Regions from separate parts of the Homo sapiens genome. Here region 2 is linked to region 1. A link is a loop called in an ENCODE intact Hi-C map of the cell type or tissue named here. Cell type or tissue: B cell. All regions are shown on one strand. Each heading gives the region's core, and the rest is flanking DNA. Links, peaks and the distances in the headings are about the cores only. Region 1 overlaps MSN (moesin). Region 2 has its middle 7.8 kb from the start of VSIG4.

Region 1 (12,115 bases), core at 2,829-10,828:
TTTTCTCTCGCCAGTATCAAAAGGAACTTTTCTTAGGAGAGAAAGGTAACTGGGAGCTTTAGGGTGGATATAGTACACACTTCATTCTCTGGGGTCCAAGAATTATGTCTTTTTCCTACTAGGTGGGGAACCCCTTGAAGTAGTACTTGGCATAGTCTCTGTATTCCCAGTGCAGAGTAAAATACCCCACACTTTGCAGGGGTTCAATAGCTGCTGAATTGGTTTAAGGGCATTTTTTGTCTTATCCTCTCCCTTGAGTCAGATTAGATTCCCCAGAAGCCCCCTATCTCCTGGCTGAAGACTATGGAAGCTAACAGGGGAGGAAAGGAAGGGCTGCATCCACAGTTGGCTGTCTGGCACCTCTTGGATCCAGAAATCCACCTATAATTCTTAGCAGTAGTTAACTTTTCAGGTGTATATACTTTCACATGTAGATGTTTTTTATTTCTTTTTGTTTCTTTTCCTTTTTTTTTGAGATGGAGTTTTGCTCTTGTTGCCCAGGCTGGAGTGCAATGGTGCAATCTCGACTTACTGCAACTTTCGCCTCCTGGGTTCAAGTGATTATGCTGCCTCAGCCTCCCGAGTAGCTGGGATTCCAGGTGCCCGCCTCCACGCCTGGTTAATTTTTTGTATTTTTAGTAGAGATGGGGTTTCACCATGTTGGCCAGGCTGGTCTTGAACACCTGGCCTTAGGTAATCCACCCACCTCAGCCTCCCAAAGTGTTGGGATTACAGGCGTGAGCCACTGTTCCCGGCTCTTTTCTTTTTCTAGAGGAGGAACAATTGTGAAGAGCCAGGGTGGGAGGTTAGAAGGTAGGCACTCCTGAATGGTTGTTTCTTCCCACCACTTTTGAGAGAAGGGCCAAGCAGATCATGAACATCCTAGACTTAGTCCAGAGGAGAAAGGCCTTAGTGTAGTGTTGGCCACTAATGGAGGTCATTAGCCGTGGAGCTCTGTGGTGGCCTTCTTTCATTCTTAGCCTCTCACTCCCATTGAGTTTGGCATCCTTAGCTTGATTTCCTTTTATTCTCCAAACCTTTTCTGAGGGAATAGGGAGAGAAGCAAGGCACACATGTTCCTTTGCTTCTTGAGCCCTTAATTGGCCAGCTGGGAGGGATCCCCTTCTTGCTTCTTTCTTCTTCATGCATGCCTGTTGCTCTCTAAGGTCAGGGATTTGAGCCAGAGGCCTGGGAGTCAGGTACTTTATGGCTCAGCCCCTGGCCTGGGGCCTCCTATTGTGGGGATCAGCTTGGCCCAGGGCCTTCCTAGTATGAGAATGGAATGAGCTTTTGTGGAAGATGGTTAGTGGTCTAAGCTTATTATCTATTTTTTCTGCCAGTGCCTTTGCATAGGAAGGGAGTAGGCTGCTATGTATGATCAATTGGTATGTGGGCCAGTTATCTTTGGCTAACTTTCAGATAAAACCTTTGCTGTCCATCTTTTTTGGAAAGTAGAATGTGAAAAGAGATATTTATCCAGGTTTGAGGCCTTGCAGATAGTCAGTGGAGTTATCAGTATTTGGTTAAGTCTAGGAATTGGTGAACTTGCCTGTTGGACCAGTTTTTGTATGTATCATAAAAATAAGTTTTACCATTTTAAAAACATTTTTTGTTTGTTTGTTGGTTTTTGTTTGTTTTGTTTTGTTTTCAGACGGAGTTTTGCTCTTGTTGCCCAGGCTGGAGTGCAGTGGCATGATCTCGGCTCACTGCAACTTCTGCCTCCCAGGTTCAAGCGATTCTCCTGCCTCAGCCTCCTGAATAGCTGGGATTACAGGCGCCCACCACCACTCCTAGCTAATTTTTGTATTTTTAGTAGATACGAGGTTTCGCCATATTGGCTAGGCTGGTCTCGAACTCCTGGCCTCAGGTGATCCTCCCACCTCGGCCAGCGTTGTTTTTTTAAAAAAGAAAAAAGAATATGTAACCAAGACTATAAGTGGCTTACAGAGACAGTTTGCCAATCTCTGCTAGTCTGTGCTTTAGACTGCCAATTTATTGTATACCTATTTCTTATATACTCATGGCTTCTTTATAGTCACCTCTTTCCTGATCCAGACACACTGCAGGCCTTTGAATCCTGCTTCTTGTAGCCAATCATAAATACCTTCCATGTTGGTTACTAACTAACCAAACCATTGTGTCTCCTTCCATGTATACATGGGGTCTGTGGTCACCTAGGGTTAGAATTAAAATTGTACTTTTCAAAAAATCAGCTCCTGGGTTCATTGATTTTTTGAAGGGTTTTTTGTGTCTCTATCTCCTTCAGTTCTGCACTGATCTTAGTTATTTCTTGCCTTCTGCTAGCTTTTGATGTGTTTGCTCTTGCTTCTCTAGTTCTTTTAATTGTGATGTTAGGGTGTCAATTTTAGATCTTTCCTGCTTTCTCTTGTGGGCATTTAGTGCTATAAATTTCCCTTTAGGGACTAAAGAATATTTATGAGTAGTCAATGAGTGAGGTTGGCTTAAATGGTTTTCAGGTGATAATTAATGGTGAGCATCCTAAGTAGAGTTGCCTCAGGTCTTCCTGCGATTTTTTTGGGGGGCCTAGAGTCTCATCAACATTGCTCAAGTTGATTCAAGAGAAAGGAGGGTGGTAGTTATAAGATAAATGACAGACCAAATATTAGAATCATTTTAACCATTATTTATTGCTGCATGACTTTGGGTAATGTATTTAATGTCTCTCAACCTTAGTTTCCCCATCTTTAAAATGGAGGATAGTGGGCCGGGCGCAGTGGCTCACGCCTGTAATCCCAGCACTTTGGGAGGCCGAGGCGGGCAGATCACGAGGTCAGGAGATCCAGACCATCCTGGCTAACACGGTGAAACCCCGTCTCTACTAAAAATACAAAAAATTAGCCGGGCATGGTGGCATGTGCCTGTATTCCCAGCTATTCGGGAGGCTGAGGCAGGAGAATCGCTTGAACCCAGGAGGCGGAGGTTGCAGTGAGCCAAGATCGCACCACTGCACTACAGCCTGGGTGACAGAGCAAGACTCCATCTCAAACAAACACACAAACAAAAAACAAAAAAAAAAAACAAAACGGAGGATAGTACTGATACCTACTTCACTGAGATTTATGAGAGTTAAAAGAGCTCAAGAGTATGAGTATATCTAGGAGAGTACCTGGCATATTGAAAGTGCTTGATAAATGGCTGAGTTCCCTAAGTCTTTTCCATCATACTTTGCCCTCTTTAAGGATTTGAGATCAAATAATTTTAGAACCCTGAAGTCTGCTTTTAATTTGTGAGTGTGCCTCCTATACTACATTATCTCTTTAAGATTTTTTTTTTTTTTTGAGACGGAGTCTCTGTCTGTCGCCCAGGCTGGAATGCAGTGGCACGATCTCCGCTCACTGCAGCCTTTGCCTCCCAGGTTCCAGCGATTCCCTGTCTCAGCCTCCCGAGGAGCTGGGACTAGAGGCATGCACCACCACGCCCGGCTAATTTTTGTATTTTAGTAGAGATGGGGTTTCACCATGTTGTCCAGGCTAGTTCTGGAACTCCTGGCCTCAAGTAATCCACCCGCCTCAGCCTCCAAAAGTGCTGGGATTACAGGCGTGAGCCACCACGCCCGGCACTCTTTACGGTTTTGTTTTAATAGATGAGGAAACTGATACTTCAAACAGTGATGCCAATGACTGGCCTAGTTTGTGGTGAAACCCATCGTGCCTTCTGCTGCAATCTGTTGGAGGGAACGGTTGTCTGAGAATCCATGTGGGTGTATCTATCACTTTGTAAAGAGGAACTCCAGCTCTGGGAAGCCTTAAAAGTCCCAGGATGAGGGAGTAGTAGAAAAGGAGAAGAGGGACATGAGACCCAGGGTAGAAAGGATGGTTATGGGGTGTGAAGAATGGAGGATGTAGGAAGGAGAAAATGATTAGAGGAATCCTTACTTAAGAAGGCAAAACAGTTTGTGAAATCAATGGATCTCCACCCCTTTGCAGAAGCCAGGCAGCCTTGGCTGGGGCCCACCTCAGGCCCTTGTTATGCTGGTAGCTTTCACTTCTTCTTTGTGTGTGTGTGTGTCTGCGTGTGTGTGTGTGTGTGTGTGTGTGTGTGGTGGTGGTGGTGGTGGAGTATAGATGCAGAGGGATCTTAGTTTGGTTGCCTTTCCAGGTCTATCTGTAGGTAGGCAGGTTATCCATGTGTATTGAAAGTATGTTGTCGGGCCGGGCGTGTTGGCTCACGCCTGTAATCCCAGCACTTTGGGAGGCTGAGGTGGGTGGATAACCTGAGGTCAGGAGTTCGAGACCAGCCTGATCAACATGGTGAAACCCCGTCTCTACTAAAAATACAAAATTAGCCATGCGTGGTGGCACATGCCTGTGATCCCAGCTACTTGGGTTGCTGAGGCATGAGAATAGCTTGAACCTGGGAGGTGGAAGTTGCAGTTAGCCGAGATCATGAGATCGTGCCATTGCACTCCAGGCTGGGCTACAAGACAAAACTCTGTCTCAAAAAAAAAAAAAAAAAAAAAAAAAAACAAAGAAAGAAAGTATGTTGTCATGGGCTCCCTCAAGTCCTGAAGAGTGATTCCTCTGAGGTCTGTGTGAGCTAGGGTGGGGAGTGCTCATTAAGCTAAGCTGGTGCCTCAGTGGGGCTGTGGGAACATAATCAGCTTCTTATCTTTATTTTATACATTAGTCTATCTTGCCTGGCTTTGTCTTCAGGGATTTCTGTCTCTGATTGTGGCCCATCTCCCCCAAATCTATGAGCTGGCACCTAATGCCAAAGTGGTGGGAAGATCTTTAATTCATTTTCTTCTGATAAATTCTGGGAAGAGGGTCAGGAAGCTGGGAAAGGAGACACTGATATTTAACTTCATGCCTTTGAGAGAAAGGCATACTTTGTGTTTCTTACCTCTGTATCCCTGTACATGCTGTCTCTCTACCCAGAATACCATGAGGTTCCTTTTCCCTTTAATCTTTTTCTTGTGACAGTCTCCTTTGTCCTTCAGGAGAGGTCAGCTCTATCTCAAGCAACCTTCTGCCTTCTCACCTCCCCTTGTCTCCTCACCTTCCCCATTATGGCCTGGATGCCTCTTGCTTGTGTTTCCACAGTCCACTTTAATTACCTCTATCTCTGCCCTTGCTGTATAGAATGGTAATTTCTCATCCATTTATCTGCATATTTCCTCCATCTGACAAAAAAATGCCCTCACGTGCTTGCTCATTCACACACACACACACACACACACACACGAATTATTTCAAAGCCTGATCCGATCCATATTGGGTGTCTGATAAAGTGGTGGTATGTAGAACCTGTATGTGTATACATATGTCTGTGTCAATGATGTGGGTTCTTTCTGAAACACCTGAGGTAGGTAAGAGGTAGCCTTACTTGTTTTTCCAGATCTTGCTAGAATAGTAGATTTTTAGGGTTTGCTTTGGATTATGGAACAATGTATGTTGCCTTGACCATTAGGGAGGCTTCTGGGTAATTTCCATAGAGATTCTGGTTGGCCTCTTTACTGTTGTCTGAAAAAACTAGACCAAACATTCGGGGCTGGGGGTAGGATTCTTATTCTCTCCAAAGAACTGATATGAATATGTGTGTGGGGGGCTAGATAGGTTCATGCTCGCTCACCTCAGCATTGAGGGGTGTGAAGGTTATATGTTTGTGGTGGTAGGGGTGCTAAAAACCCTTGTATTATTGCAGGATAGGTTAAATAGTTTTTACTAGTCTCAGTAAATTGTTAGCTGAGCTTGTGGTTTGGAGGGAAAGATGTGGCTTTATCAACTCGAAAAAACAAAGCCAGCTTTTAGAGAAGTTACCTCAAGCTACATAGGGACCAAAACTAATAAGCTGGATGCCATGTGGTCTCTTATCTTATCCTTGCCACCAAGAGACTCTTCCAAAACAATCATAGATCCATACAGCCCAAGAGCATTCTTTGGGCTCTCTGAACCTCTGCTTCCAGGAAGGCGGTCATACAAAAATGAAGGCTGTGAGCTAATGGCTGTAAACAAATACACTTGCAGCAGGTTATGAGGCCACCTTTCAACCTTCAGCACATCCACTGGAGGTAGGTATTTTTGAGACTACTCTCAAAAAATTTTTTCTTAAGGCCTACGTGATAAACCTTGTTCCCTAATGGGGATGAGAATTGGATTAGGCTGTAAGATTAGCCTAGGGGAACAGCAGGCTGGGTGGGGGGTTGGGGACATCCTGCTTAGGGGTAGCCAGCCAAAGTCCCCCATACAAGCCCAACCAAGGATCATGCCACATTGAAGGTCTGCACAGTAGTGAGGCAGTGCTGTGGAATGACATCTGCCTTCCAACTTCTTACGTGAGTAAGGAGGCTCTCCCTGAATATTCAGATGGATGTTCAGCCACATTCTTTGCTATATTTATAGGGTGGGGAGGGAAGACAAGGGGGAGCCAGGGAGTCCGAGCTGTTTAGAGAGGAGAGAAGGAAGTTTCAACAATGGGTAGGTTCAGGCTGTGGTTCCTCCTCACTGCCCCTTCCTCTTTGAGTTTGTCAGGGGACCTTCCTATGGCCTGAGATCATTTTCTTTTTCAAAGTGGCCAAAGCCACTGTAGGCACATTTAAATCAGGGTGCTTTAGCAGAAATACCAATGCTGGCATCTAAAACCCATGTGTAGTGAGACTTGATTGACATTTGGGACCTTTTTAAAACTGTAATTTTATTGTATTTTTGCATTTCCTGGTTTGTTAATCAAGGAAGAACATTGGCATGTCATCTTCCAGTCTCCAAATGTAAGTTAAATTGTCAATTTGTGTTTTTCCAGAAAATTTCTTTTTCCAGAAGTGCTTTGAATCATGATCATCTATCTGTAGGCATGGATCCTCCAATTTAGAAGTTGCTCCTAGTGTTACCTAGTTACCCTTCCTGTTCCATTCTGTGAAACTGGGAGATTTACTGTAGATTATTCAGTCTGGTCAGACAGAAAACTGCAGCTCCCTCCCCAGTCAACCAAAGCCTCCTCTATGGAGGGGAGGTATGGTAATGACATTATCTTTCCTTAGGCAGCCGCGTGTTCTCTGAGAACAGGATGTGGGGAGGGCTGGGCCCCAGTCACAGGGTATGGGGGTGGGCACCGGAAAATGGGCTGGTGGTAAGGCCATGAGGATTAGTGCTTGCCTTCTTGGCTTTGAGAGGCATGAAGAGCTCCTGTATTCTTGATTGTTCACTCATGTGTACACCCCACCCTCGCACATGGCATGTCTGTGTTCTTACCCTAAGAAAGACTGTACCTGAGAAACACCTTGTGTAAGAGCCCCAGCTGTTTGGCTTGCAGAAACTCAGTGAGGTGGAGTGAGTGGGCCCAGGCTGCTCACTGTACCAACCCATGCCTTGTGATTCTTTATGACAGCCTGTGGCTTCAGGCCACTTTTGCTAAGCTTTATTGGGGAGCTGGGCCCCAGTAGATAATGGGCAGCTTTGCTGCTCTTTCTCAGGGCCCCAGTTGTTTCCCTCCCCACAAATGGCTCCTTAGCTGAGGTGATTTGCATGTTCAACTTCCTTTCAGGCCCCATCCTTCTCTTCTCCCTGCCCCCCACTGCTTCTGCTGGGGACCTGTGGTGATGTTCTGCCTGGGGTGGGGAAAAGAGGATGTAGCTAGCTTCCTGTGCAAAAGAGGGTGGGGCGCCGGCCTTCCTGCCTGTCTGCCCACCCACCCAGTGCTTGAGGAATTGCCTGAAGAGTTCAGTTCAGAGTCACCAGAGCCTGAAGGGCTTTCTTCAGAGTAGAGATTGACCTTTGCTCATGCTGGTCTCTCTCCACAGTTTTCTACTGTGGGAATAGCTGGACACTTTTTTCCTGAAATCGCAATGCTGAAAGGACCTTTAGAGGCCAACTAGACCAACCACTTCACATTACAGATGGGGAAACTGAAGCCCAGAAAGTCATATAAGTCCTATAAGGAATCAGTGGCAAAGCTAGGATGAGTAGAATTCTAGAAGGTCAGACCTAGGGCTCTCTCCCTCCCGTCAAGCTGCTAATCCAGTGGGTTACAAACTGTTTGGCTGGGCTACCTGGTGAGCTACAGCCTCCCTTCAACCAGAACAGCTCTACTTTTACGTACTTCATATTTTGAAGTTTTGTGTGATTTTCTGTTTGGGAGATTGAGGAGGCAGGAAGCTGTTAGAAATGTAATAAAGTCAAAACCACTGAGCAAAACCCAGCCATTACAGTTGGGAACACTCAGACCTACAGGGGGAAGTAAATATCCGAAGTTTACTGGGATTGGACTCAGAGACCCAATCTCTGAACCACCATTCATGGCTGGTTGCTCCGAGCTAAAGATGTGGCTCCTTCTACCACAAGGGCTGTTCCCACCCTGTGTTACCAATGCTATTCTCCTTTCCCAAAGACAGCCTCTTTTGTAGCATCCTAAGACAGACCTGAAGTCCAGAGGCTGCTCAATTTCTTGGATGAAACAAATGATAAGCCAGGAGCGGTGGCTCACGCCTGTAATCCCAGCACTTTGGGAGGCCGAGGCGGGTGGATCACGAGGTCGGGAGATCGAGACCATCCTGGCTAACACAGTGAAACACCGTCTCTACTAAAAATAAAAAAAAATAGCTGGGTGTGGTGGTGGGCGCCTGTAGTCCCAGCTACTCGGAAGGCTGAGGCAGGAGAATGGCGTGAACCCAGGAGGCGGAGCTTGCAGTGAGCCGAGATGGTGCCACTGCACTCCAGCCTGGGCAACAGAGCGAGAATCTGTTTCAAAAAAAAAAAAAAAAAAAAAAGACAAATGATAATAGGCAAGCCTTTGGAAGGACCTTTGTGTAGCCTTAAATAAGATAAACTTGGAAAGGTAAAGAACAGAATACTAGTAGTTGGGGAGATCAGGGTTCTAGTTCTATTTCTTTCACACTTGAGCATGTTGCTTTTTACCTTACTGAACCTCCATTTCTCCCTTCTTTAAAATGGTACTTGTCTCGGGCTTGTCTTTTTCTTACAGGGTTTAATTCAGTGAGAGAATGCATATGGGCAAGTATCTTTTAAATTGTAGAGCACTGTGCGCATGGGGCTAGGATTATTGTTGTATACAAGTGAGCCAGAGACCCTGGAAGAATCTGGGTTGGATAATGGCATTGCAGGAGAAAGGAACTAAAATTTATGAAACATCTACTACATGCCAGGTACCAAGCCAGGTGCTTTTCTGTTTGTAAAGGATAAAATGTCAGCCTTGCAACACTCCGGTGAGGTAGGCATTATTACTCCCATTTTACCTGTAGGAAAACTGAGGCTTTAAGAGGTCTAGGGACTTGTAATGTTCCAGAGACTACCTCTAGAGCCCAGGGTTTCTGTCAGGTATTTGTGAAGAGATCTTAAGAATGTCCTATGGTTTCTATTGGGGTTTTCTAGCCCACTCCCTGCCTCACTCCAGCCTCTCTCCTCTGGTGGGGATGAGACTGTCTCTTGTTGGCTTCATGTCTCAGTCCTGAACTCTTTATCCTCAGATTTCCTTGGAGTGCACTGGGCACAATTAGGTGCCCTTGTTTGGCCTTTAGCTGATGGGGAGCCCTTTGGGTCAGCCACCTTTTGGCTGATAGTAAGGATGTCCTGCTACCCTGGGGTGCTGGTAAGGAGAGCCAGGGATTTATAGCTAGCCAGACAGACTTGGCTCTTGGTCAAGGTCATGCAGCTAGAAAATAGCAGTTGGTTCCTTTCTTTGAGACTCAGTTTCCTCATTCATAAAATGGGTTTAATAATGCTTAACTTGCATGTGTCTCTTGTCCAGTGTGCTGGTAAATGTTTAACAATCAACTCTTCGGCAAATCCATGATTTTTACTGTTTGCCAATTCCCATGGTATAAATACTCCCACCATGGCTGATTTCAGGTTACCAATATGCAGTCCTTGATGGAGGAGTTGGGAAGAGATGTGCATGATCAGCTCTAGTGCAAGCTGGTTCTAGTGCACCATTGCTAGTCACACCTATTTTAGACTCCTACCCTCACCCTCCAACATACTCACATCTGTATGCAAATGCAGCATCCTCTCAACCATGCCTCTTCTTTTCCTCAAGTTCCAAGAGCATCAAGGAAAGAGAGAGCTTCATTTAAGGTCTGCTCCTTGCCTGAAAGTTCTTCCAGGAAAGAGTGAATGTGGAGTGTTTAAGACGCAGAGAACTCAAGAGGGCTTTGAGTGGGGCCCTAATTATAGCATTGTGATCATCATGCTTTGGCTGCTGAAGTATCTGAACTGTCTGTTTTCTCCCACTGTTTGATTCTTAGCTAGATGGGAGGATGGTTGAAGATCCTGGACAATGGTCTGAGGGTCTGGTGCACTTAGCGTTCTGATTGTAATTTCAAAGTCTCCTCCTCTTCCTGCCTGCAGACCTTACTTTGCTGGGTGCTAACCTCAAGGTTCCTGTCATGGGGATCTCTGGGCCAGAAAGCATTTTGGATGACCAGAGATCCCTGGTCCTGTTCTCTCATTTCAACAGCATCAAGGCCATGTGTTGTTTCTTTGAACTTTTCAGATGGAAAGAATCACCTGAGGCATTTGTTAAAATGCTAATTCCCCAGCGTCTTCTCTGGAGAGTCCATTTCAGTAAGCTTGGGGTGGTGTCCAGAAGTCTGGACTTTTTGACCAGTGCCAAATTCTTATGGTAAGCTAAGTTTGGGATATACCTCATTAAGCACTGCACAACACTCCTGCCATGGTGGCATCATTATGCCCACGTTACAAGTTGAAATTTAAGAGTTCATGGTTTATTATTGGTAGACCTGGATCTTGAGATCAGGTTTTCAGAATACAAAGCTATGTTCCTCTTACTACAGAGACATTACTTTAGTGCACAGTGGTGTATGTGATGGTGTGTAGTGATGATTTTAGGTAGGGAGGAGCAGGGATAATCCCTGCACTACTTTACAAATAGGGAGGCCAAGGTGCAGAGGGATTTGAGGGCAGTAGCAGAACTGACTGCATCCTTGCATCCTTGATCTTTTGTGGATGTGGACCGTATTCAATTGGCTTTTTTTTTTTTTTTTGAGACGGAGTCTTCCTCTGTCGCCTGTCGCCCATGCTGCAGGACAGTGGTGCAATCTCGGCTCACTGCAACCTCTGCCTCCCGGGTTCAAGCGATTCTCCTTCCTCAGCCTCCCAAGTAGCTGGGACTACAAGAATGCACCGCTACACCTGGCTAATTTTTGTATTTTTAGTAGAGACGGGGTTTCACCATGTTGGCCAGGCTGGTCTTGAACTCCTGGCCTCAAGTGATCTGCCCGCCTTGGCCTCCCAAAGTGTTGGGATTACAGGCGTGAGCCACCGCACCCGGCCTTTCAGTTGCTCTTTACTTGCTGTGTTTCCCTTCTATCAGACATCCCTCTAGTCATATTAACACCATCCCAGGCCAGGCGTGGTGGCTCACGCCTGTAATCGCAGCACTTTGGGAGGCAAAGGCGGTCGAATCACTTAAGGCCAGGAGTTCAAGACCAGCCTGGACAACAGGGTGAAACCCCTTCTCTACTAAAAATACAAAAATTAGCCAGACATAGTGGTGGGTGCCTGTAATTGCAGCTACTTGGGAGGCTGAAGCAGGGGAATTGCTTGAACCCGGGAGACGGGGGTTGCAGTGAGCCAAGATCACGCCATTGCACTCCAGCCTGGGTGACAGAGTGAGACTCTGTCTAAAACAAAACAAAACAAAACAAAACAAAAACAGTTTGTGATCTTCTGGATACCATCTGAGGGAGTTTGGAGGTCCCAGTGGGTTGTGTTGAGGGTTGCAGACTTGTGTGTGTTAATGGGACATAACTGGAGAAAATGGCAAGGCAGAGTCCAGAATAAGGAAGGAAGATCAGGCAGCCTTTGAAAATAATAAGGCAGCATAGGTGCTGTGTTGTGCTCTGCCTTTCCATAGGATTCTGCTTCTTGGGGAGGAAATCCCCATCTCTCTCAAGAGATAAAATATTTAAAATAATGCTGGAATACATGTGTATTTAACTGTTGTGCATGGTTTCACATTGTCTTGCCAACTAGAAATGTAATCACCTTTTAGTTTTCCCTGAAAGTGAGAGTCCTTTATGCTAGAAGGGCTCTTTAGAGGTCTTCTTGGGCAGCCCCTAGCCCTCTGTAGTGAAACAGGTTTTTGTTTTAAATTATTCCTGACAGGTAGGATATTCGTCATA
Region 2 (12,115 bases), core at 479-8,478, 350 kb after region 1:
GTATCTTTTCAGATTTATAAAAATCAAACTATACTATACATACAATAACAACTATATAATGATAGTTGCTATTTAAAATCTTTTACTCTTCCAGTCACTGAATTAAGCACCTTGCATGGGTTATTTCCCTTGGTTCTTACAACCCCTCAGGTGGGTATTATTGCACATACTCTTGTATCTCTCCCTACCACTCTATACTCCCTTACACTACTTTTCTTTTTCATTGTAGAGCCCACATATTTGTTGAATGAATGAATTCAATATATCCCCATTTTACAAATGTGTCTAAAACCCAGAATGGTGAAATCACTTACTTTTATAGAGGGTGCCTAGACAAGATTCAAACTCCTAGCTATATGCCTCCAGAAATGATACTGTTAAGTAACACACTATTCTGCTTCATTCACACCTTTAATGACCACTTCTACAATAGTTCCAGGTCTTTTCTGGATGTTGTGAGGGAGAGAAAAGAAATGTTAGGTATGGTCCCTGTATAAGTGAGATTTTAGTGTAAAGGAAAGACAAACACATATGAACCACTAATACAAGGTGAATTATTAACTGAGCTGTAAAACTTGTGGTTTGGGCAGTATTTAGTGAAGGAAATAGTAGCGTGGGAAGGCTTCCCAGGTAAAGTGATACTAAAACTACCATTTGTAGAACTCCTGCTCTGTGCTGTGCACATTATCCCTAGGCCTTACCTCACAAGGAAGACATTATGAATAACCTTTCCTTATTGAGAGAACTGAGGTCTGGAGGTACCGTGGAACCTGCCCATGGTCACACAACTGATAAATGACAGAAGTGTAATTTACCATCCAAGTTGGTGTTTCAAAAAATTGTACCTTTGATACTCCATGCACCAGGGCATGAGCCAGAAAAGATGAAGTGGTTGAAGAGGAGAGAGATGGATAGTTACTTTAATTCAAGGGGTCCACGTTTTTCTTATTTTCAAGCTCAGTGCTTCATGAGATGATACTGTGCATGTGGTAGGAGTTCACAGAATGTGGGTGAGCAGCAGAGAAAATGACTCACACCCTTTGAGGCCCAATATTCAGAGGTCACTGTGGCTCTGTGTCTATTTCTACCCCCATAGCCCACCTTTCTAGACAAAGGTTGAAAGGTCAGGTTGGAGAAATTTATCAATGTGTAAACATTATCTGAGACCCTCCTGTGTGTATGTGCACCTTGGGCTTACTGAGTTGGAGGGAAGCAGTGGTACAAAGAGTAAATCCACACAGGCCCTGCTCAAGGACACACACACACACACACACACACACACACACACACACCCCTATAAGTACTACAAATAAACATAAATGCACAGATACATATGGTCACACATTTGTGTATAGCTATACATATGTATATAATATGGCCTTAAGCACAAACGTGAGCACATTGATGTACAACACACAAAATATACACACAGAGACATGTAAGCACAGACACACAAAATATGCATGCAAACACACAAATACACATAGACCTGCACATAGACATGAGAAAACAAGCAATGAAACACAGATTCATACACTTAAGCAGGACATAGGTAGATAATACATGCATATAAACATATGAACACTTAAATAAAAACACAGATATAACATACATATACAGAGAAATACACATATAAACATCAACCTAAAAATACATAGAAAGATAAACATGAGGGTTTAGAAGAAAACTAACAATAACAGGCCTTACATATTAAGGGACAAAGGAATGGCAGAAACTGTTTTGTACAATGGGAGTTGAGAAGTGGTAGCAATCCCTATGGACTTCAGTGGTTTAGGAAAGCTTTCTAGAGGAGCTGGAGTGTGGGCTGGGATGTGAGATTTGGTTAGCATTGGATAGGCAAAGAGGATGGGGAAAAATTCCAGGTAAGTGGTAGAGAAAGAGCCAAAGTCCAGAGGCAATCAAAGGCAAGAATGATTCTGATGAACAGGGAGAGTCAGTTGGACTTTAGCTTGGTGTATATTTAGAAAGGCAGGAGAAGAAAAAGCTAAGCCAGATTGTGGAGGGTATTGAAAATAAGGCCAAAATGCCTAGACTTGATCTTAAAGACTTCTATGGGAGCCGTAGAAACTTCTATGGTGAAACGGGGGCCTGCTGCGGTTGAAAGCAGCTTCTTAGGACCAAATCTGTTTGCAGAATATCAATGGAATAGGATGGGGAAATTGGAAGCAGAAAACTGAGAGACTAATTAGACTATTGGTTGTATAATGCAGTGGAAAGAGCATGGGAATGGGCATTAGGAGACCCGGGTTCATTCACCTCTCTAGGCCTCAGTGTTCCCATCTATACTCTAAAGGTGTCATATTCACCCATGGATTTTCAACCTATGTTCTGGGGATCCCTAGGAGTTCTGTAGCAGGGAAGAGGAAGGGAATAGACAGAAATTTAGGTGACTGGATTTCAACCAATGGTGTACTAGAGACAACTTAAATTCTAAGAGCTGATTGTGTGAATTTATTCCTAACTCTGTGTTTAGTGACATTGTGTTGGTAGTTTGAAAGAAGCCATGATGAAGATATTTACAAGACCCTAGACGTAAGACCAGGCATATAATAGGTATTGAATAAATGCATATAATGCACTTTTGATGTTTCTGACACTGTTCTAGGTCCTGGGGGATATAGTAATAAAGAAACAGACATGAAACTTAAATTTTAATAGAAAGAAAAAAGTTTAAAAAACAACCAAGCAAATATCAAAAGGAAAATCAATCATTATATAATTATATATTATATGGCTCAGCCATGATATACCAGTAACATAAACACTGAATCTTGCTCTCACCACCAACATTGTCTATAAATAATTTATTTATTAATAATAAGTTGTGGAATATGAAGACAGGAAATACTCATATATGTATGTGCAGGACTTGGGTGAATAGAGGTGAGGGAGTGAATTAGAGCTAGATTTTTAAGAATAACAATAGCAATATGAGCATGTTATTCAGAGATATGAAGTCAAACACTGGCCAAAAAAAAAAAAAAAAAACAGCTAACAAAGTTGAAAATGATTGTCTTGGGGAAGGGGAAATATTTTAACAAGCTTCATAGAAAGATTTGATTTTCTTGATTATGTCTATCTAGCTAACAAATATGTATATTGTATATAATATGTCAAATGTTGATGAGTACCATGAAGTAAAATAAAGCAGAGCTATGGGATAGACAGTGTAAGAGTGTGATAGGCAGAGTACTAAACCCCCAAAGATGTCCGTATACTAATCCCCAGAACCTGTGAATAAGTTAGGTTACATGGCAAAGGAGAATTAAATTTGCAGATGGAGTTAAGGTTGCAAATCAATTGACCTTAACATAGGGAGATTATTTTGGATTACCCAGGTGGGTCCACTGCAATCACAAGAGTCCTTAAAAGTGGAAAAGGGAGGCAGAGGAGTCAGTTAGGTAGGGGGAAATGTGACTATGGGAGAAAGGCACAAATAGGTGTAACACTGCTAACTTTGAAGATGGAGGAAGGGAAAACATGTGTCAAGGAAAAGGGGTGGCCTCTAGAAGCTTGAGAGAACAAATAAATGGATTCTGCCCTAGACCCTAGAGAAAGGAATGCAGTCCTCTGACATCTTCATTGTAGCTCAATATGATTCATGGCAGACTTCTGACCTCCAGGACTGTATGATGGTTAATTTATGTTGCTTTAAGCCAGTAAAGTTGTTCTAATTTGTTATGACAGTGATGTAACACTAATACAGAGAGTAACGAGATAGCATGTATTCTCAGAGGAAATAATATTTGAACAAACCTGAATGAAATATGAGAGTAGGCTTAGCAGATATCTGAGGAAAGATAATTCCAGGCATGGAGGACTGCAAGCGCAAAGACTTTGAGGCAAGAACATGCCTAGAATGTTCAAAGAGGTGGGTTTGGAGCAGAGGGAGTGAAGGAGAAAATTGGGAGAAGATAAGATGGGAACGGAAAAGGGTGAGGGAGAGTATATTATGCAGGTTCTTGTAGGGCATTTAAATGATTTTAACTTTTATTCTGAGATAAGGAACAATTGGAGGGATCTGAACAGGAGGATGAGACAATCTTATTTGTGTTTTAAAAGGATTGCCCTTACTTCTCTATTGTAGAATATAGATGAGCAAGAGTAGAAGCAGGGGTACCAGTCTGGATTTGCAACAAATGAGTAAATGCAGGACAGTGACAGTGAAATCAGAGTATAAGGGGTGGATGCCAGAGACTGTGGAAAGAAGAGTGACTAGGTTTTGGTTATGTGGCAGAGTGAATCATGGCTAAGTGGAAAGCATAAATACTACTCATGTTGTAGATATGGCTGTCCTGGGCAACAATAAGGCCATAAACAGAGCTCAGAAAGTGTTCAAGGGGAGGGGTTATTTTTAGCAGAAGACAGTTTGGGATTAGCCATGTGGAAACAGAGATGATGGGACTCCTGCAGTGAGATGTCCTCATAGGGTGAAGAAGGTAGGACTGGAGTTCAGGGGAGATCATGCCTAGAGGGAGAACTTTGACAATCATTCAAAGACATGTGATGGTGAAGCCATGGGAGATTGTCATATCCCTCAGTATAGGAAAGTGCAGAAAGAAGCAGGTATCTAAGGATGGAGAGCTGAGAGTTCTATGTGGCACTCAACTCTCTCCTTCACCACCAATTCTAGATCCATACTTAAAATCACAGAAAGTCAGAGCCTACAGGACCCTTTGAGACCACAATGAGTCCTCCTCCTTCGCCTTGACTTCACAGGGGAAAAACATGAAGCTTAGTGATGGAATAGAATGTGTTTAATGATACACAGTGAAGATCAGTGGCAGAGGTAGGACTAGAACCCAGACTACCTTTATTTACATCACACTGCCACTCGTGCTGCTACATCCTCTAATTATGCAGGTTCTAAGAAATTACCCTCAAAAATGCATTTGGGAGAGGCCATTTCTAGACTGGACAGAGTGGAGCTGCTTTGTCCTTACTGAGCCCTAGTTGCTCTCTCTGAAGTGAAAAGCTAATAGTATTAATCAGTCAACTAAAACAACCAAGAGTGTACTTGAAAATCAAGCTGGGATCCATTGGTTACATGCATGCATGCAGAATGGAAAACAAACAAAAAATAAACTATATGCCACCGCCCTTATTTTTGATTGAACAATAAGAAGCAGTGTTTTTTGAGCTCTGGTTTTTAAGGTGACAGAAAAAGAGGAAGTGAGACAGTTGTGGCTGTGAGTGGGTGGATGTGATACATAAACTGAAAAAATTTTGTCATTTTCCTACTTCCACCCACTCTACCTACTGACTTGGAGAGTTCAACAAACAACAGCCTAGGAAGATCCCTGGTAGGCTAAGCCTGCAAGCCTTTTTCCTGGTTCCTCTTAAATGGACTTTCAATTTAAATCCAATTAATTTCATCAAAAGACTCGAGTACTTACTGTGTATGTCAGGCTTGTGTTAGGGACCTTACAAAAATTTTCTCCTTCATTCCTTCATAGTAGCTTTATGAGAAAGGTACTAATTTATTCACATTTTACAAAGCGTGTAAGGCTCAAGGCCTGGGCTCCAAATTTAATTTGAAATGGAGCTGGGAATTGAACCTATACGGTTTAAGGATAGAGTCCATGTTCTGGCTACCACTATCCAATACTGACTCTTGTACTATGAGTTTTATCTCTGTAACTCTAGGCCCAGCCAAGGGACTCATATGTGTCAGGTTCCGTCTGTTAGGTATAACCAAATTGAATGTAGAAGGTACTATCCTAGGAGGTTAAACTAATATAAAACTACAAGGAAACAAAGATCCAAATTCCCCTCAGAGTCAGGAAAGGCTTTGAGGGGGTAGGTCATGGCATTTCCAGTATACTTTGAGGATTGGGTAGGTCTTTTTCCTTTTCCATTTTTTTTTTTTTGAGACAGAACCTCCCTCTTTTTCCCAGGCTGGAGTGCAGTGTCATGACCACCGCTCACTCCAGCCTCAAACTCCTAGGCTCAGCAATCCTCCTCCCTCAGCCTCCTGAGTACCTGGGACTATGCACACCATCAGTGTAGGTCTTTTATAGGAAGAATTAAGAGCAAATAAGGAGGTTGTTCCAAATGGAAGTTCAGGGTGAAGCAGGACGACTTTTGTACAGTTGAATAACTTCATTTTTAGCATCTCTAGCCTTGACTAGTTTGCTAGACTGCAGACCCCAGATGTGAGGCAGCTGTTTTCTTCAGGACAGGATTTGACCTATGCTATACCCAAATGCATGTAATACAAAAAATGTAATAACATTTCTGCTGTACTAATCTTATGTTTGCTTTCCCTAAGCACATACTATCTGGAGGATTTCAAGGCATCCATGCCCATATTAGTAGGTGGAAACAAATAAGCCAGCATTAAAAGTTCTCCAAAAAATAGGCAAATTAATCTAGAGTCATAAAGTAGGTTTATTGCTGCATGGGGTTAGGATAAATTTCTGCTTAGGGCCAGTGAAAAAATGGGAAGTGACTGCTAATGGGTATAAGATTTCTTTCTGGAGTTGTGAAAATATTCTAAAATTGATTATGGCAAAGGTTACACAGCTCTGTGAATATACTAAAAACCACTGAACTGTACACTTTAAGTGGGTAAAGTTTATGTTCTATAAATTATATCTCAATGAAGCTGTTGAAAAATTCATTACAGTTTTGGAAAAAGTTTTAATGGCTTGGGAAAAAGTTTAAGTAATAAACTTTTAAGTAATAAACTGTTAAGTAATAAAGCAGAATATGAAATTGTACATAAGCCATAATCCAAACTAGGTTAAAAGTATGACGAGCTTGCAGATAATGTTTAATTTTTTTCTTATAATTTTTTGTATTTTCAAATTTTTCTAATAATCATATATTTTCTTTAATAATTTATTTTTATAATTTTCTTCAAGTATGCATCAGATATATATTTTAATTGGTAGACCTAAAATAATTTTTCTTTTGTACTTTTTACTTTGTTCCATTTTCTGATTTTCTACAATTAAAATGTACAATTTTAATAATCAGACAAAACGAATGCATTTGAAAATACCATAAAATATCCATTATACATTATAGCATCTACAAATAAGTAAGAATAATTTAAGTCAACTAATGAAAGAATGAACACTCAGGAGACAATTTGCACCAGAAGTAATATGTTTGGCTAGTGAACACATAGAAATATGCTAAACCTCACTTATAATAGCCAAAGTATAAAAACAATTGATGCTGCCCATTTTTGTTGAAGGTGTAGGGAAAAAGACACTTTCATACAGGGATGGTTGGAGTTTAGACTGTTGCCACCACTCTAGAAAGTAATTTGATAATACCTATTAAGATAAAAAAATTTTACTGAGCAATTAAAGTTTTAGGATGTTATTCAACAGAAACATTTACACTAGTGTATGATGAAATACAAGATGTTTATTGCATCATCGATGGTAATATGGAAAACTTAGAAGCAACTTAAATGCCTATCAATAAAAGATCGCTTAAATAAATGTTAGTTCATCAATATACTGAAGAATACTACAAAGCTATTAAAAAGAATGGGGGTAGTTTTATATGTACACATACAGAAAGATGCCTACAACATATTATAGATGAAGAAAGTAAAATTTAAACAAGAATGTATGAGTCCATTTTTGTTGAAAAATATAGGTTAATATATGCATAGAAAAATTCTGTGAAGGGCAGACAACAAATTGTTTTCTGTGGGGTAGGTTTATGGGGGACTTTCAGTTTCAACAAAAAAGGAAAACTGAGTTTTAATCCTAGATTTTCTAATTACTAAGGCATGAGGCCTTATATAAGTTGGTTTCCATTTTCTCATATGTAATGGGGCTAAAATTTGTATGTATTTCATAAAGTTACCTTGAAGATAACTAATGTAACTAATAAATATCAGTTATTTAAAATGTAAGCAATAAATATCAGTTATTTTGCTTTATACTACAATTTTTAATAATTTTTACACATTGTTTCTAAAATCAGAAGAGAAGGTAAGAAGATTGACAATCCACGTTCAAATAATGGTTTGGTGACTTTGTCAGAGTAGCAAGTAAGATGAGCAGAAACTGTATTAAACCTCCCCATGAGGAACAGAATATCTGGTAACCTACAAAGGAGCTCCCCAGATAGGGAAAGCCTTAGATCTCTATTCTTAAAATTTACTGGAAACTGAAGCATTTTTACATGCATTATCCCAAATCTGTCAGTTATTATTACTCTATAGATAAAGCAGAGTCTCTGAAGTTAACTAACTTCCCCAAAGTCACACATCGTGGAACCATGAATCTTACCAGGTTCTGTGTGACTCCAAATTTGTGCTCTTTCATATTGCACAACACTGTCCAGATTAATTCAAGTGGAGAGTGAACTTTTTCTGGTACATCCCTTAGTCTCTTGCACAGCCATTGCCTTTCACACACCCAGACTGTTTCTTTGCTTTAGGGACTGGAAAGTGGAAGTGGAACCCCCTATGTTCTGTCCTGGGATATTTCCGGGGTGAGCCAAGAGTAGCTGTGTGTCCTGCTAGGTCATGGACTTTCACTGACCACAGAAGTTGAGAACCCTTGAGCAAACTAAATTCTTATATCTTACTGGTTTGGGAGCAAAGCAGAAGTGGCAAAAGCTGACAAAACCCAGCTGGAGCAGGAATGTTGAAATGGACACAAATAAACATACCCTGTGGACACAATCAATATAAATGTTCTAAATTTACTTCTGCTCCTATGCTTATACTTTCTGTTACCTTGTAGCTAATCTTGGAGGTACTAGATACTCTTCCCTTCTCTTTTGCCCCATCTTTCAGGTGCCTAATTGTGCTATTCTCCTCTTCATCTTCATAGTCAAATTTCTCATTGAGGGTCTGTGTAGCTCACAGCTGGACTACTACAAATGTCTTCTCTTGGGCCTACCTATCTCAAATTTATGTTTAAATGTGTCCCAAACACTCTATTTTGATTATCTTTTCTCAGTCCTCAAAATGCTTCATCAACTCCTCCTCATGATCTGGCTTTATTATCTGGGGACTTAAACCTGGACTTATGCAGTAGACGGGCAGATAAAAGTAGGAAACATAAATATAATTTACTTCTAATTTTTACTATCTGCTAGAATATAAGCTTTATGAGGTAGAGATTTTGTGTATTTCATTTACTGGTATGTTGCAAGTGCCTAGAAATAGGCTTGAAACCTTGGGAGCTCAACAAATATTTATTGAATGGGTGAATGTATAAACATTCTAAGATCTTGTAGTTAATTTTCTTCCTTTGTAGTACTCAAATAGGAGTCAAATCTGCCATGTAAAATTTAGAGGTCATATATTCCAAGGAATAAGACTCTACAAGTTTTCTTGAAAGCACTGTCCAATTTATAAAACTGCTCACTGCTAGGGAATGTATTCTTTTGTTCATGTTATTCATTTAGTTCCCACATGCCTACTCTGTGCCTGACCCTGAGCTGGCACTGGAAATACAAAAATGAGTACAAAACATTACTGCTTTCAGGAAACCCAAAATCCAGAGTAAAACACAGACACATGACAACTAACTAGAATTTTAGGCCACACATAGTAAGTGCCCTGTAATATATACTAAATAGTCCAGGGGTAGAAAGGAGAGAGATCACCTTCAATTTTGGAATCAGAAAAATCCCGCTGGGCGTGGTGGCTCACACCTGTAATCCTAGAAATTTGGAAGGCCTAGGCAGGCTGATTGCCTGAGCTCAGGAGTTCAAGACCAGCCTGGGCAACATGATGAAACCTCATCTCTACTAAAATACAAAAAAAAAAAAAAAAAAAAATTAGCCGGGCATGTTTGCATGTGCCTGTAGTCCTAGCTACTCTGGAGGCTGAACCTGGGAGGCAGAGGTTGCAGTGAGCCGAGATCGTGCCACTGCACTCCAGCCTGGGCAACAGAGCAAGACTCCAACTCAAAAAAAAAAAAAAAGCCTCCCAGTGTAGGTCATCTATCCATGGCAACTAAGCCCATTATAGTCTTAGCAGGTGCCAAATAAGGTGTTGTTTGGCATAGCTTCCAATATTACAGACTGCAAAGATATCCCCTTCCCCAAGTACTCCCTCCCCAAGTCCTTCTTCTCTGTAGTATATAATCCCAGTTCCATTAGCCTTATTTTACAGATCGTGGTCTCATGGCCCAGAACACTTTTTGAGAGTACTTACTAGGTTTTCTTCCTAAGTACTAACTATTCTAGTAAGCTGTTATAGTCAACCCCATGACTGCGGAGTTGGGAAATTCAAGCACTCACTGAGGGTGTGCTGACTTAGGTGGAAAAATGTCCTGAATAACCTAATAGTGAAATCAGCCCTTCACTCCCATGGAGCAACTAGGGTGGTGTAGCAATGTGTGTAACTGTGGAACAGAGAAGACATGTGGAAATAAACAAGACAGACTTACAAGGAGTCACCAAAGTGCCAGAGTTGCAGAGGTCACCACCATTTGCACATCGTTCATTGACTTGGTCACTGTCACCTAGATGAAGAGTGTTGACATTAAATATTAAATTTAATTAATATGATTCTTTGTAAGACTTTGTAAGACTGTTCCTGGCTGGCACTACTGAGGTTGTGCCAGCAGATCTAAACAGGCATGCAGATCTAAAGGCCGAGATACCTGGGGCAAACTGGCTTAATGGAACTGTACTGATGCTGAGCCATGTGAGGAGGTGCAAAGTGTCAAACAGTAGATGCTACCTTTTCAATATACATGAATCACTTAACTCAAATGCAGCTGCTGCTCATCTCCATTTTGGAAGCTATTCCAAGGAAAAATTCAGTTAATAGTATTTTCATCTGGCTGTCTTCCTTTGCTATAATCTCTTGAAGTGAGAGTTATATATCACTGATATGTAAAACATATATGTTACATATATATATGTGACATTTTCAAGAGCACTTCATTTTTCCAAAGGCCTGATAAACACTTTATATCTTTCTGGTACTTGGAAGAAATGTGTACTTCTCATGCTATGTTGGGCACATGTCCATGCTGCTGCTGGTTGATGGAGCTTTAAGGGTTGGTTTGGTTCCTACTACTTCAGGGTAGGTTCTCAAATTTATGGATCCAAGCAGTCACCATTATCAATTCTGATGGTGTCAAATTAATCAAAGGTGTAAAACAGTGTCTCTCAGTCTTGGCTACACTTTATTTTTTATTTTATTTTATTTTATTTTATTTTATTTTATTTTATTTTATTTTATTTTATTTTATTTTTTACCAACAGGAGATGCAGTTTATTTACAAAAGCAGCCATGGGGGCAGAGGGAATACATAGCATTTACAGAGTTAGCTACCTGTACAGAATGAATTACATATGCAAAAATAAAAGTCTCAAGATGACAGGACAGCGTAAGCTCCACTCCCCTCCCTCAATCACCCCAGCATGTGGTAATGCCAGGCCGGTGGCCCCTGAGTATGTGGGGGTGGGGGGGTGGGAGTGATGCCTGGAAGGAAAAGCCACTGGCCATGGAAATTAGCACATAATCATACCCCCAACCCCTCCCCCGCCCCCCCCCACACACACACTCAGACACATGATAGGATACAGACAAAGGGCAGATGACACCTAGCTGGGATGGGAAGGATAGGAATTGAAGTCTACACAGCCTGCTGTAAGAGGGAGGGGAGTGGGAAGCTCCTAGCCACTGTTCAACTACATGGTAAGGGGGAATTCTTTTTTCCGAAGGAAAAGGGTTTGTTCCCTCAGGGTCCCTGCTGGAGCAAGCCCATTTCTTACCCAGCCTAGGCAGGGGACTCTGCCCTGAGGGTGGGCCAAGAAACAATGGGGAAGTTTATGTGGACAAACCAGTTCCCAAACTACTTCCCACTTCTCCCTCCTCTAACCAGAAGGGGGAAAAAGAGGAAAGAGGAGAGAAAAGGGTGTATTATGGCCTGAGTTGCAGCTGCCTTTCAGAAGGGAGAGTAACCCATAGCCTTCCTCCCTTCACCTTCAGCCTACTCCCAAGACTGCATCTGGAAGGAGGCTGGAGGGCTGGTGAGATTCTCCTCTATCTCTGGCCTCCCTCGGAGGTAGAAGGCTATGGGGCCAAGAACAGAGGAGCCCAGGCCCCAGGATTTATTCTAACTTCCGCTAAAATCTGTTTTTTAAAAAATAA

The links. Peaks named below come from ENCODE experiments on the same cell type or tissue, not always from the same donor. Only the 100,000 strongest peaks of a DNase experiment are listed, where the experiment ranks them.
Region 2: a loop joins it to region 1, with 21 times the contacts of the local background. A loop is called at or near these places in 1 of 110 quality-filtered maps.

Annotation. Positions count from the first base shown.
Region 1 is chrX:65,691,049-65,703,163 of GRCh38, forward strand. All of the region lies in intron 1 of MSN (moesin), which reads left to right. Among named protein-coding and RNA genes, the nearest start is that of MSN, 29 kb to the left of the region's middle. RefSeq lists an enhancer at 7,351-7,580. In B cell, for the core only: no CTCF peak of the experiment used is centred there; DNase peaks (open chromatin) are centred at 4,033, 4,413, 6,163, 7,403 and 1 weaker place; H3K4me3 peaks cover 5,228 bases; H3K27ac peaks cover 8,000 bases.
Region 2 is chrX:66,041,865-66,053,979 of GRCh38, forward strand. No RefSeq gene overlaps it. Among named protein-coding and RNA genes, the nearest start is that of VSIG4, 7.8 kb to the left of the region's middle. RefSeq lists an enhancer at 4,758-4,807. In B cell, for the core only: no CTCF peak of the experiment used is centred there; a DNase peak (open chromatin) is centred at 5,207; H3K4me3 peaks cover 529 bases; H3K27ac peaks cover 2,445 bases.